2 separate regions of the Homo sapiens genome follow, and region 2 is linked to region 1. A link is a contact called in ENCODE Hi-C or POLR2A ChIA-PET data. All regions are on one chromosome and are shown on one strand. Each heading gives the region's core, a stretch centred on a gene start or an enhancer-like site at or near the end of the contact. The rest is flanking DNA. Distances are from core to core; before and after follow the strand shown. Region 1 has its middle 56 kb from the start of CD28. Region 2 has its middle 54 kb from the start of CD28.

Evidence for each region. Hi-C counts contacts between places; a loop is a spot of excess contacts on that map. ChIA-PET counts read pairs that join two places held with the same protein, here RNA polymerase II (POLR2A). Pooled maps may share reads with other maps.
Region 2: a pooled map shows a loop between it and region 1 (4-fold over the local background). The contact joins two enhancer-like sites. A Hi-C loop is called at or near these places in 1 of 168 maps with a recorded cell type or tissue (naive thymus-derived CD4-positive, alpha-beta T cell) and 2 of 50 pooled maps. POLR2A ChIA-PET finds 5 or more read pairs at or near these places in 5 of 52 experiments (CD4-positive, alpha-beta T cell, OCI-LY7, activated CD4-positive, alpha-beta T cell and 2 more).

What each region holds. Positions count from the first base shown.
Region 1 is chr2:203,647,445-203,653,077 of GRCh38, forward strand. No RefSeq gene overlaps it. Among named protein-coding and RNA genes, the nearest start is that of CD28, 56 kb to the right of the region's middle. Within about 2 kb of position 2,572, at least 21 of the 41 ENCODE cell types and tissues checked have a DNase peak (open chromatin) inside an H3K27ac peak, as active enhancers do.
Region 2 is chr2:203,757,348-203,762,980 of GRCh38, forward strand. No RefSeq gene overlaps it. Among named protein-coding and RNA genes, the nearest start is that of CD28, 54 kb to the left of the region's middle. Within about 2 kb of position 2,089, at least 3 of the 41 ENCODE cell types and tissues checked have a DNase peak (open chromatin) inside an H3K27ac peak, as active enhancers do.

The DNA of each region.
Region 1 (5,633 bases), core at 1,322-3,821:
GGTTTTCTTGTTTTTCTTTTCTGATTACCAAAATAATAAATTGATGCATAAAATTCAAGAAACAGAAAAGTATTAAGAAATAAAGTTATCCTAATTCCCAATGTTGACATGTTCAAAAACATCCTTTTTGATATCTTTCTATGCATTTATTTTATCCACGATATATGTGCATGTGTGTGTATGTGTGTATATATGTATACATATATATTTTTAATGTAAATGATATCATATTCTTTTGTAGTTTGCTTTTATTCAACAATCTGCCATGGAGATTTTCTTTCCTTTAATGAGTGTTAAATTCTTTTTGGCAACTGCAGAGCAACCCATTGTATGGATGTGCCAGAATTTAATTAATCCCCAACTGATGGACATTAGGTTATTTCCAGTTTATTATTAAATAAGCAAGGGCTGAGTTAACACTTTACCCCAAGAGCTTATCAGTAAAGTAGATAAATTCCTAGGAGTCTGATTCATGTTACTGATTTGCTTTTCCAAAACTGGCTTGCTTTCTAAAACCTTATTTTATATATAAATATTTATATACATGTATATATGTAATATATATATTTTACCAGCTTTCATTGCTACTAATAATATCTGAGAGTATAGAAGGAGATTTTTCAGTTCACTGACTTGAAAGTCTTCAAATATTCAGAATTACTATGCATTAATTTTGGCAAACAGGTGTCAAATGTTCTTAATGAGTAGGTTAAATGAATGTGGTAGTAATGATCAGAAGGCAAAACGAGTCTATCCAACTGTTTGTCAAGTAGTCAGAAAAAATCTCTTTTTTCTTTATGCCCCTACACACAATACTTTGGGTATACCTCTATTGGAGCACTTTTAAAATTTTGACTTATATTCTTAGGTGTCTTTCCAGTTAATGTTAGCTCTCTGAAGACAGGAACTGCGCTGCAATCCTGCAACGATCTCATACAGTGTGTTTGTCCCTTAATAAACTTTGTGGATGAATAAATAGCCACAAAATTTTCCATTTGCTTCTCCTGCATTTAGAAGCATCCACTTCCCTCTCTTCCCTTTGCTTTTGAAATATAAGTGTAATATTTGCCCAGGGTAAACAGACTTGGAGCTTGGGAGACAGCATTGTGTAATGGATGTTAATTTGGCCTGATTTCACTCTTGGCTCTCTGATTTGTTAGATCTATGAACCTGGGCAAGTTGCTTAAGTCCTAGTTTTCTCTTCTGTAAAATGAAGATAATAGATTCTACTTCAAAAAGTGTTGTATGGATTAAAGGAGATCACATTTTAAAGCCTTTAGCAAGGTGCCTACTATAATACTTGATGAAGGATAGCTATAACGATTGCTGTTTCCTCAAAGGTACAGATATCCTAATATATATATATATATATATGTATGCATGTATATATGTCATTGGCTATTTCTTGCCTTCCATTCTAGTGGACACAACAACTTCTGGGTTGAAGGCAAAAAGAACCTAAAAGTTAATAGAGATTAGGGGCTTAGGCTCTCAGTAAAATCAATTTGGAACATATGTCAGTTGATAAAAATTAGATTTTTATGACGTTTTCAAAACAAATGCTTGGAGTATTGAAATAGGGGAAGAGTAGGATTGGGCTAGGTAGTAGTAACCATAAGAGTGTTTTATTAGGGTAAAAAAAAAATAACTGTAGGCCCTATCTAGCCTAAAGCACCACATTATACAATTCCAGGGAATAAAAAAACAAAAATAAAAATGTAAAAGTTGAACTACAGTGACCTTTGTTCTTTTCTAACTAGCAACCAACTTTTCATAATGACAGCCTACTTGAGTCTTTTTGCACTAGGGTTATTATTAGTTTTTACCAGGCTTACCTTTCTGCACTTGAGCATATGTACCTGAGCTTATTTTCCATGTAACAGTTGAGTCTTAAAAACGTGGGAACGGCCAGGTGCAGTGGCTCACGCCTGTAATCCCAACACTTTGAGACACTGAGGTGGGAGAATTGCTTGAGCTCAGGAATTCCAGACCAGCCTGGGCAATATGGAGAAACCTCATCTTTGCCAAAAATACAAAAAAATTAGCTGGGTGTGGTGGCGTGTGCCTACAGTGCCAGCTACTCAGGAGGCTGAGGCAGGAGAACTGCTTGAACCTGGGAGGCAGAGGTTGCAGTGAGCTGAAATTTTGCCATTGCCCTCCAGCCTGGGTGACAGAGTGAGACTCCATTTCAAAAACAACAACAACAACAACAAAAAGCACAACTCCAAAACCAAACAGCAAGTGCTTTTTTAAAAGTTTATAGAGCAAAAGATGGCAACATCTTCTGAACATAATAAGCATTTTCAAATGTGGGTCAAAGATAGCTCCTTTTGAAAGGCAGAATTTTTAAAAAGATGAGCAAAACATTTACTTCGTGGAACTTAGTGAATATCCTCTTCTCTGTAAGCAAAAATACACTTCTCCCCATTCCTCTAAGGATGCCAGATCCTGATTCATTTTCTGTTCAAGACTCAGCAGAAACACAATGCTCCATTTTATAGAGGGTTATTGCAACACAATGACGGCACTATAATTTCTGTCAGGGTGAAGTGCTTCACTTGGCTTTGGGCCAGTGAAACTCAGTGTTGTTTAGCCCTTCTGTAATTTTGGACACAGGCAAATACCTTCATGTTTATGCATTCTGTATGCTTTTAGGAAGCATTTTTAAAATGTGGTTTTAACAGCATCTCATTAGAAGCAGCAGTTGGATTTTCCATGTGACCAGATTTCTTATCCCTGGTGTGAACATTTAGTTTTTAAGGCATTGCAAATGAAAGCACCACCCACTTCTGAGGCCAAAGCAGTCGTAAAACCCCTTTGTCAAAGGAAACCTGTAATTGTAAAATTCCTCCTTGATTTCATCGTTCATGTGGACTGAAATAGAGTTCCTCTTTTTTTTTTTTTTTTTGGTCTGGTTATGTGGTGTGTGGTCATTCCTTTTTTTTTTTTTTTTTGAGACCAAGTCTCGCTCTGTTGCCAGGCTGGAGTGCAGTGGCACGATCTTGGCTCACTGCAATCTCTGCCTCCTGGCTTCAAGCTATTCTCCTGCCTCAGCCTCCCGAGTAGTTGGGATTACAGGTGTGTGCCACCAAACCCAGCTAATTTTTGTATTTTTAGTAGAGACGGAGTTTCACCATGTTGGCCAGGATGGTCTCCATCTCCTAACCTCATGATCTGCCTGCCTCGGCCTCCCAAAGTGCTGGGATTACAGGCGTGAGCCACCGCGCCCAGCCCCAGTGTGTGGTCATTCTTAATGTTGTTTTGAAGAAGTTATAGACAGTTAAGGAAACATCTTAGAGAACTGGCCAAGCTCTAAAGCTAGGCACATTTCATATTTTTGTCTATTTAATAAAAAAGGACAAGACTGTTTTCCCGGAAGCCTCCTGGTCCGACTCCCAATACCTGCCTGTGGATAGCACTGTGGACTTTTGTCCCAGAAGACTAGTGTCTGGATAAATGTTTTGTAAGCCTTACTTCCTGGATGGGAGCCAACTGATTGCTTACACGTGATACTCATCTCCCCATGAACAGTCATGGTGGCTGCTGTGTACTGGAGTCCTGCAGCTGTAAAGGGGACACGCTAGAAGGAGAGAAGGGAACAGTCCTTTGCAGGAGCACAGCTGTGTAGCAGGCCTTTGATCCAACAGCAAAACCAAGCCTAGCAAGTTAGTTATCTCATTCCTTTTTAGCAATATGACATGACGAACATGCTGCAATGACTTCCAAATACTTCCCTCCTTTTTGCTTAGATTGGGGGTAGAATGAGGATAGAAAATGAGAGGTCTAGGGAAAAACAAAGTATTTGTGTATTCAGACATTTATTGACTCTAAATGCAAACATTTACTAAGTCCTCTCTGCAGGCCAGGTACTGTGCTCAATGTTTTACATGAGTTCTCTCTCTCAATTCTTACCATAACCACCAAGTAGATAAATCCCAACTTCTGTTTAGCAGTTGAGGAAATTGAGCCTTTGGGGAGGTTAAGAAACTTGCCCAAGGTAACATAGTAGTAAGAGGCAAAGCTGGGACTCTATCCTGATGCGATGCCAAGCCTATGCTCTTAACCACTGTGCTATACTGCCTCCCTGTGTTAGAATATCTTTTATCTTTTATCCCCAGCACTGTGGAAGAGAAGTAGAAGATAACAAACCTGCTACATGGTAGATGCCTGGAGATAATATTATGTATGTTTGCCATTATATTATATTCTTATGTTAGGGTACACTAAATTGCTATGTTCTATTTGAAACAACCAGGAAACCTAACTGGGCTCAAGCAAATGTAATTCAAGCTGTTTGATCTCTAAAATATGATTATAATGATCTCTTCTTATTGGCCTCTCTGTCTGTCCCTGGCTTTCTGAAGAGATCTTTTGTTTTGTATGTACAGTTGTTACTGAGAAATACCAGCTGCAGGGGAACAATTCATGACATTACCTTCTCCCCAGCATTTTCCCTCCCCACAACCCCCGGTCCTGGAGAGTGCTGTTATTTTGAATGAATATGATTGACAGAGATGGGAAGGTCTCACTTTTGTTTATCTTATAAAATTTACTGAAGCCAAAACTTCTCCAAAAGAGGTCCCAGCATTTTCCTTTGGTTCAGACACAAACCTTCAGAGGAAAATAAATGCTCCGGTGAAACATAGTTGAAAGACAGAGAGGCAGAAGGAGGAGTAACACTTTTAGGAGTTTCAAGCACTGTGATAGCCATTGACTTTTATTTTTGGAATCCTGAGGGATAGTTACATCTCAAAGCACAAACTAAAGATAATTCCCGAGATTATTGAATGTCCTCTGATAGAGACATCAGATTTCAGGTTGGTCTAATTTTCTTTGACTACTTATTTCTGAAAATTGTCTGTGGAATACGGAGTCCATCCTTAAATTAAGCTTTCCCTGGCTGGGCGTGGTGGCTCACACCTGTAATCCTAGCACTTTGGGAGGCCAAGGCGGGTGTATCACTTGAGGTCAGGAGTTCGAAACCAGCCTGGCCAACATGGTGAAACCCCATCCCCACTAAAAATACAAAAAAATTAGCTGGGTGTGGTGGCTTGAACCTGGGAGGCAGAGGTTTCAGTGAGCCAAGATCGCGCACTGCACTCCAGCCTAGGGTGATAGAGCAAGAGTCTGTTTCAAAAAAAAAAAAAAAATTAGGCCTTCCCCTAATTCCATATTCTGTGTGAGGGAGTTCCCTTAGGTAACCTAAATCAGAATAAATCTGTATATATTCCTCTGGTCTTCCATACAAGTATAAAGCTTTCTGCCATACTAGAGGCTCGCAATCTCCTGTGTTTGTAGCACACTTTCAAGTGCTGTAAGTATTGGCAACACACATAGGGGCTTAAAGGAATTGAAACTACACCACCATGTTCAGTATGATATATGATAAAACAGTATCTTATGGTATCCATACAAGTACATACAGCAAAGGTACAGCTCTTATGCTTCCCTTTCCACGCCACATCTAGGTTTGAGGACTGCTCAGTTTACTGCCTTTACCTTGATGTCTTCATTTTTTTTTTTTTTTTTTTAGACAGAGTCTCGCTCTGTTGCCCAGGCTGGAGTGCAGTGGCGTGATCTCAACTCACTGCAAGCTCTGCCTCCCAGGTTCACGCCATTCTCCTGCCTCAGCC
Region 2 (5,633 bases), core at 839-3,338, 110 kb after region 1:
CTGTGTTAGCCAGGATGGTCTCGATCTCCTGACCTTGTGATCTGCCCACCTTGGCCTCCCAAAGTGCCAGGATTACAGGCATGAGCCACCGTGCATGGCCACAATGTTGTAATATTCTGTGTACTTACTATTACCAGTGAGTTTTGTACCTTCAGATGATTTTTTATTGCACATTAATGTTCTTTTCTTTCAGATTAAAAACTCCCTTTAGCATTTCTTATAGGACAGTTCTGATGTTGATGAAGTCCCTCAGCTTTTGTTTGTCTGGAAAAGTCTTTATTTCTCCACCATGTTTGAAGGATATTTCCACCAGATATACTATTCTAGGATAAAAGTTTTTTTCTTTCAGCATTTTAAATATGTCATGCCACTCTATCCTGGCCTGTATGTTTTACACTGAAGAGTCTGCTGCCAGACATATTGAAGCTCCATTATATGCAATTTATTTCTTGCTGCTTTTGGGATACTTTCTTTATCCTTGACCTTTGGGAGTTTGATTATTAAATGTCTTGAAATAGTCTCATTTGGGTTAAATCTGCTTGGTGTTCTATAATCCTCTTGTACTTGAATATTGATATATTTCTCTAGGTTTGGAAAGTTCTCTTTTTTTTTTATCCCTTTGAATAAATTTTCTACTCCAATCTCTATCTCTATCTCTTCTTTAAGGCCAATAACTCTTAGATTTGCCCTTCCAAAGCTGTTTTCTAGATCTTGTAGGTGTGCTTCATTCTGTTTTCTCCTCTCACTGTGTATTTTCAAGTAGCCTATCTTCAAGCTCATGAATTCTTTCTTCTGCTTGATCAATTCTGCTGTTGAAAGACTGATGCATTCCTTAATATGTCAACTGTATTTTTCAGCTCCAGAATTTCTACTGGATTTTTTTTTTTTTTTGAGACGGAGTCTTGCTCTGTGGCCCCAGGCTGGAGTGCAGTGGCGCAATCTCGGCTCACTGCAAGCTTCGCCTCCCGGGTTCATGCCATTCTCCTGTCTCAGCCTCCTCAGTAGCTGGGATTACATGTGCCTGCCACCACGCCCAGCTAATTTTTTTGTATTTTTTAGTAGAGACGGGGTTTCACCATGTTAGCCAGGATGGTCTCGATCTCCTGACCTCGTGATCCACCCGCCTTGACCTCCCAAAGTGCTGGGATTACAGGCGTGAGCCACCACGCCTGGCCTGGATTTTTAAAAATTATTTCAATCTCCTTGTTAAATTTATCTGATAGGATTTTGAATTCCTTCTTTATGTTTTCATGAATTTCACTGAGCTTCCCCAAAACACATATTTTGAATTATCTATCTGAAAGGTCACATATTTCTGTCACTCCGGGATTGGTCCACTGGTGCCTGATTTAGTTGATTTGGAGTGGTCATGTTTTCTTGGATGGTCTTGATGCTTGTGGAAATTTATCATTGTTTGGGCATTGAGGAGTTCGGTATTTATTGTAGTTTTCACAGTCTGGGCTTGTTTGTACCTGTCCTTTTTGGGAAGGCTTTCCAAGTATTCAAAGAAAATTGAGTGTTGTGATTTAAATCTTTGATCACTATAACCATACCTGCATTAGCAGGCACCATAAGCCCAGTAATGCCGTGACTCTTGCAGATTCATACAGGTACCATCTTGGTGGCCTTAGATAAGATCCAGGAGAATCCCTAGATTACCAGGCAGAGATTCTTGTTCTCTTCCCTTACTTTCCCCTAAACAAATGAAGTCCCATTGTCCATGCTGAGCTTCCTGGAATTGGGGGAGGGGTGGCACAAGCACCGTTGTGGCCATCAGCACTGGGCTACACTGAGTCAGACTCAAAGTGTAGCACAGCACACTGAGTCTTACGCAAGGCCTGCAGTGACTACTGCCTGGCTACTGCAAATGTTCACTCAAGGCCAAGGGCTCTTCAGTCAGCAGGTGGTGAATCCATCCAGGCTTGTGTCTTTTTCTTCAGGGAGGTGAGCTTCCCCTGGCCCAGGGCAGGTCCAGAAATGCCATCGGGCAGCCAGGGCCTGGAGTCAGGAACCTGAGGAATGTACTTGGTGCTCTATCCTCCTGCAGCTGAGCTGACACCCAAGCCACAAGATAAAGTCTTTCCCACTCTTCCTTTTCCTTTCCTTATGCAGAAGGAGTTTCTCTCCCTGTCCACCACTGCCCTAGGCCCATGACAAATACTGTCAGGCTATGGCTGAAGTTCACACAAAGCCCAAGGGCTTTTCAGTCAGCTTGTGGTGAGTGCTGCCATGCTTGGGTCTCTCCTTTCAGGGCAGTGGGCTCCCCTCTAGCCTGGGGCAGGTCTAGAAATGCCTTCCAGGAACCAAGGCCTGGAATCTGGGACCCCAAGAGCCTGCTCAGTGCTCTACCCTACTGTAGCTGAGCTGGTCCCCAAGCTGCAAAACAAAGTCCCCTTTAATTTTCCCTCTCCTTTCCTCGAGCAGAAGGAGTCTCTCCCTGAGGCCACCACAGCTTGGAATGCACTGAGTCACAGCAGAAGCCAGCATGGCTCTGAGTCTCACCCAAGGCCTGTGGCAAGTACTGCCTGGCTACCACTGATATTTATTCAAGGCCAAAGGGCTCTTTAGTCAGCAGGTGATTAATCCTGCCAGGACTGGGTCCTTTCCTTCAAGGCAGCAGGTTCCCTTCTGGACCTAAATGTGTCTAGAAATGTTTTTCAGGAGCTAGTGCCTGGAATGGGGGCCTCAGGACTCTGCCTGGTGCCCTAACCTACTGTGGGTGAGTTGGTATCCAAGTTGCAAGAAAAGGTCCTCTTCACGCTCCCCACTCCTCTCCTCAAACAGAAGGAAGGAGCCTCTCCTGGAGCTGCGAGCTGTGCTGCCTTGGGCTGGGGAGGGGTGATGCAAACACTCTCTTGGCTGCTCTGGCTGGTGTCTCACTATGTCGCATGCCCCCCAAGTCCACTGGTTTCAAGCCACATGGCATCAGTAGTTGCTTAGGAATTACAGTCCTTGTGGCCTAGACTACCTTTCAAGTTTATTTAGGACCCCAGAGTACTTTAGCCTGAAGTGGTGGGGCTTGCTGGAACTCAGGTTCTGACCACTGGGATGGGCAATTCTCCTCTGGCTAGGGTTGGTCTAGATGCTCCCTCTGTGGGTTCTGGCTGAATTCTGCCCTGTGTTGCTTTCTGCTGTGGCAGGACAGTACTGAGTTCCAACGTAAAGTCCTGCAATCACTGCACTCTTTCTCCTCCAAGCACACACATTTTCTCTCTGCTGCTGCCAGGCTATGGGGGAGGGGTGATGTCAGTGATTCAAGACAGTCTTTATTACCTTCTTCAGTGTCCCTTTCCTTGATATGATGTTAAAACCATGCACTGTGAAGGAATGTGTATTTTTGAATCCATTCTCATGTTGAATCAATCCACAGAAAGATACACAAATCTAACGTCATTTCTGTTCAAACAAACAAAAAAATTCAGTTAGTTGTTGTGCATCTGTGATGTCAAACATCAACGAGACACTTGGATATAATGTTTGTGAATTTGTTTTCAGTCTTGAAAGCCTTCTGTGTAGAAGAGAGATAAGTGAGTTTCATTTTATGAGGCCCAGAGGTATAGAATAAAGACCAATGACTTGATTTCTCAGGAGAACCAAATTAAAACAGTTGAAGCTCCTCTCTGTTTCATTCCAAAATGGCAAGAGATGTATGTTGAAAGCAAGAATAAAGGGCTTTGGTTGGGCTCAAGAGGCGTCATCTGTTTAAAATATGGCAATAGTGCGTATTGTCCTCAAATTCCTTACCCCAGGTCAAAGTGTTAGGGAAAGAGGCCTGGTCTACTAATGGGTACATGGTTCCCAAAGGTATTCCCCTATCTAACATCAGGGCCTTGGTTAACAACACATTTCTTCTAAAAGGGACAGAAACAACTTCTTAACTCCACTTCCAAACTTCCTAAGAGAGCAGTGTGGGGAAATGATGATTCCTTGCTTTAATTTATACTGCCTATTTCCCTTCCACCTACACAGGAAAGGCAGGAGAGTGCAGTAGAACTGGCACTTCCTTCTTACATAGTAGGATGAAGTAATTGAAGTAAGATGAAGTAGGATGAAGAGTTGACTATATGCCTTGGACATCTCTTACGTATCACTGCAAATCTCAACCTTGCCTGTCTCTTTTTGCTCCTTCTATTGAGGCAAGCAGCTTCATGCAGTTTCAACCTGACAGTACCTCATCTCAGACGCCCTCTGAATGCTGCTCACCTGCTCTGGAGCTTCTGAGCTGATACCTTTGTGTAGATTCCTTAGAAACACAGTTGGTGCCCACATATGCTTGGCAGATTAGATTATGACTTTCAATCTTCATTCCCTCCCTGTAATAGAATTATACATTGAAACTCATTGTCAAGTGTTTTTATTTTTAGTACCTCCCAGTGGAAGAGATGGAGATTTTATCTCTGCCTCCTTGACTTTGGGTTTGGCTATATGACTTTGGCCAATGGAATATGGAGTGCATGGGATGCAGGCAGAAGCTGTAAATGTCTGTGTTGTTTGACTTGGTCTCATGTTTCTGCCATTCACCATGAGAAAGCATGGACCAGGAAGTTTCTGGTCCAAAGAGAAGATACATATGGAGTAGAATTGAACCCAACCCACTCACAGACTGGAATGGAGCATGGCCAGCTGACCTACAGACCCAGGAGTGAAAAATTGACATTTGTTTTGTAAGCTTATAAAATTTGGGGTTATTTGTTATGTAGTATTGTTGCATTAATAGGTGGTGATACGGTTTGGATCTGTGTCCCTGCCCAAATCTCATGTCAAATTGTAATCCCCAGTGTTGGAGGAGAGGCTTTGTGGAAGGTGATTGGGTCACGGGGGCGGATTTCTCCCTTGCTGTTCTTGTGATAGTGAGTTTTCACAAGATCTGGCTGTGTAAAAGTGTGTAGCACCTCCCCCTTCATTCTTTTCCTTCTACTCTGGCCACCTAAGATGTGCCTGCTTCATCTTCACCTTTTGCCATTATTGAAAGTTTCCTGAGGCCTCCCCAGCCATGTTACCTGTATATCTTGCATGAGTCAATGAAACCTCTTTTCTTTATAAATTACCCAGTCTCAGGTATTTCTGTATAGCAGTGTGAGAATAGACTAATACAGTTGGGTAACATATATGTGCAACCTAGAAATGTGGGGTGTCAATGTCCTGTGGGGTAAACTCTGAACCAATGAGAATTGGGAGACAATGGTTAAATGCTTCCCCCTCTCTACTCCCAGATTTCATAGGTTCCCATATAGTCCTGTAGGGTTGAACAACCAGTCACATATAGTGGTGACTAATTGAATAACTCACCCTTGACTTGGCTTTCCCTTCGTCCAGGTTTTGTGTCACCTTGCTACGAGTACTGCCTCCTGGATTCACTCCCCAATAAAGTATTCATATAGACATCTTTGTTTCCCACTTTGCTTTCTGAGGAACCCAAGCTAAGACACTGTATGTTTACTTCTAATTTTCATTAATTACAAGTTTATATACATTGTTCGGATATTGGAGGTTCCAAAGTGTTCACCACCCCAACCTCCCACACTTTTGCCAGCAATTAGACAGTCACATTCTTTAGATCTTCCTTGAACAAGCCTAGGGGGCTTCAGGGAATGTGTAGGAGGGCTAATGAGAAGATGTTGACCTGATTTGAG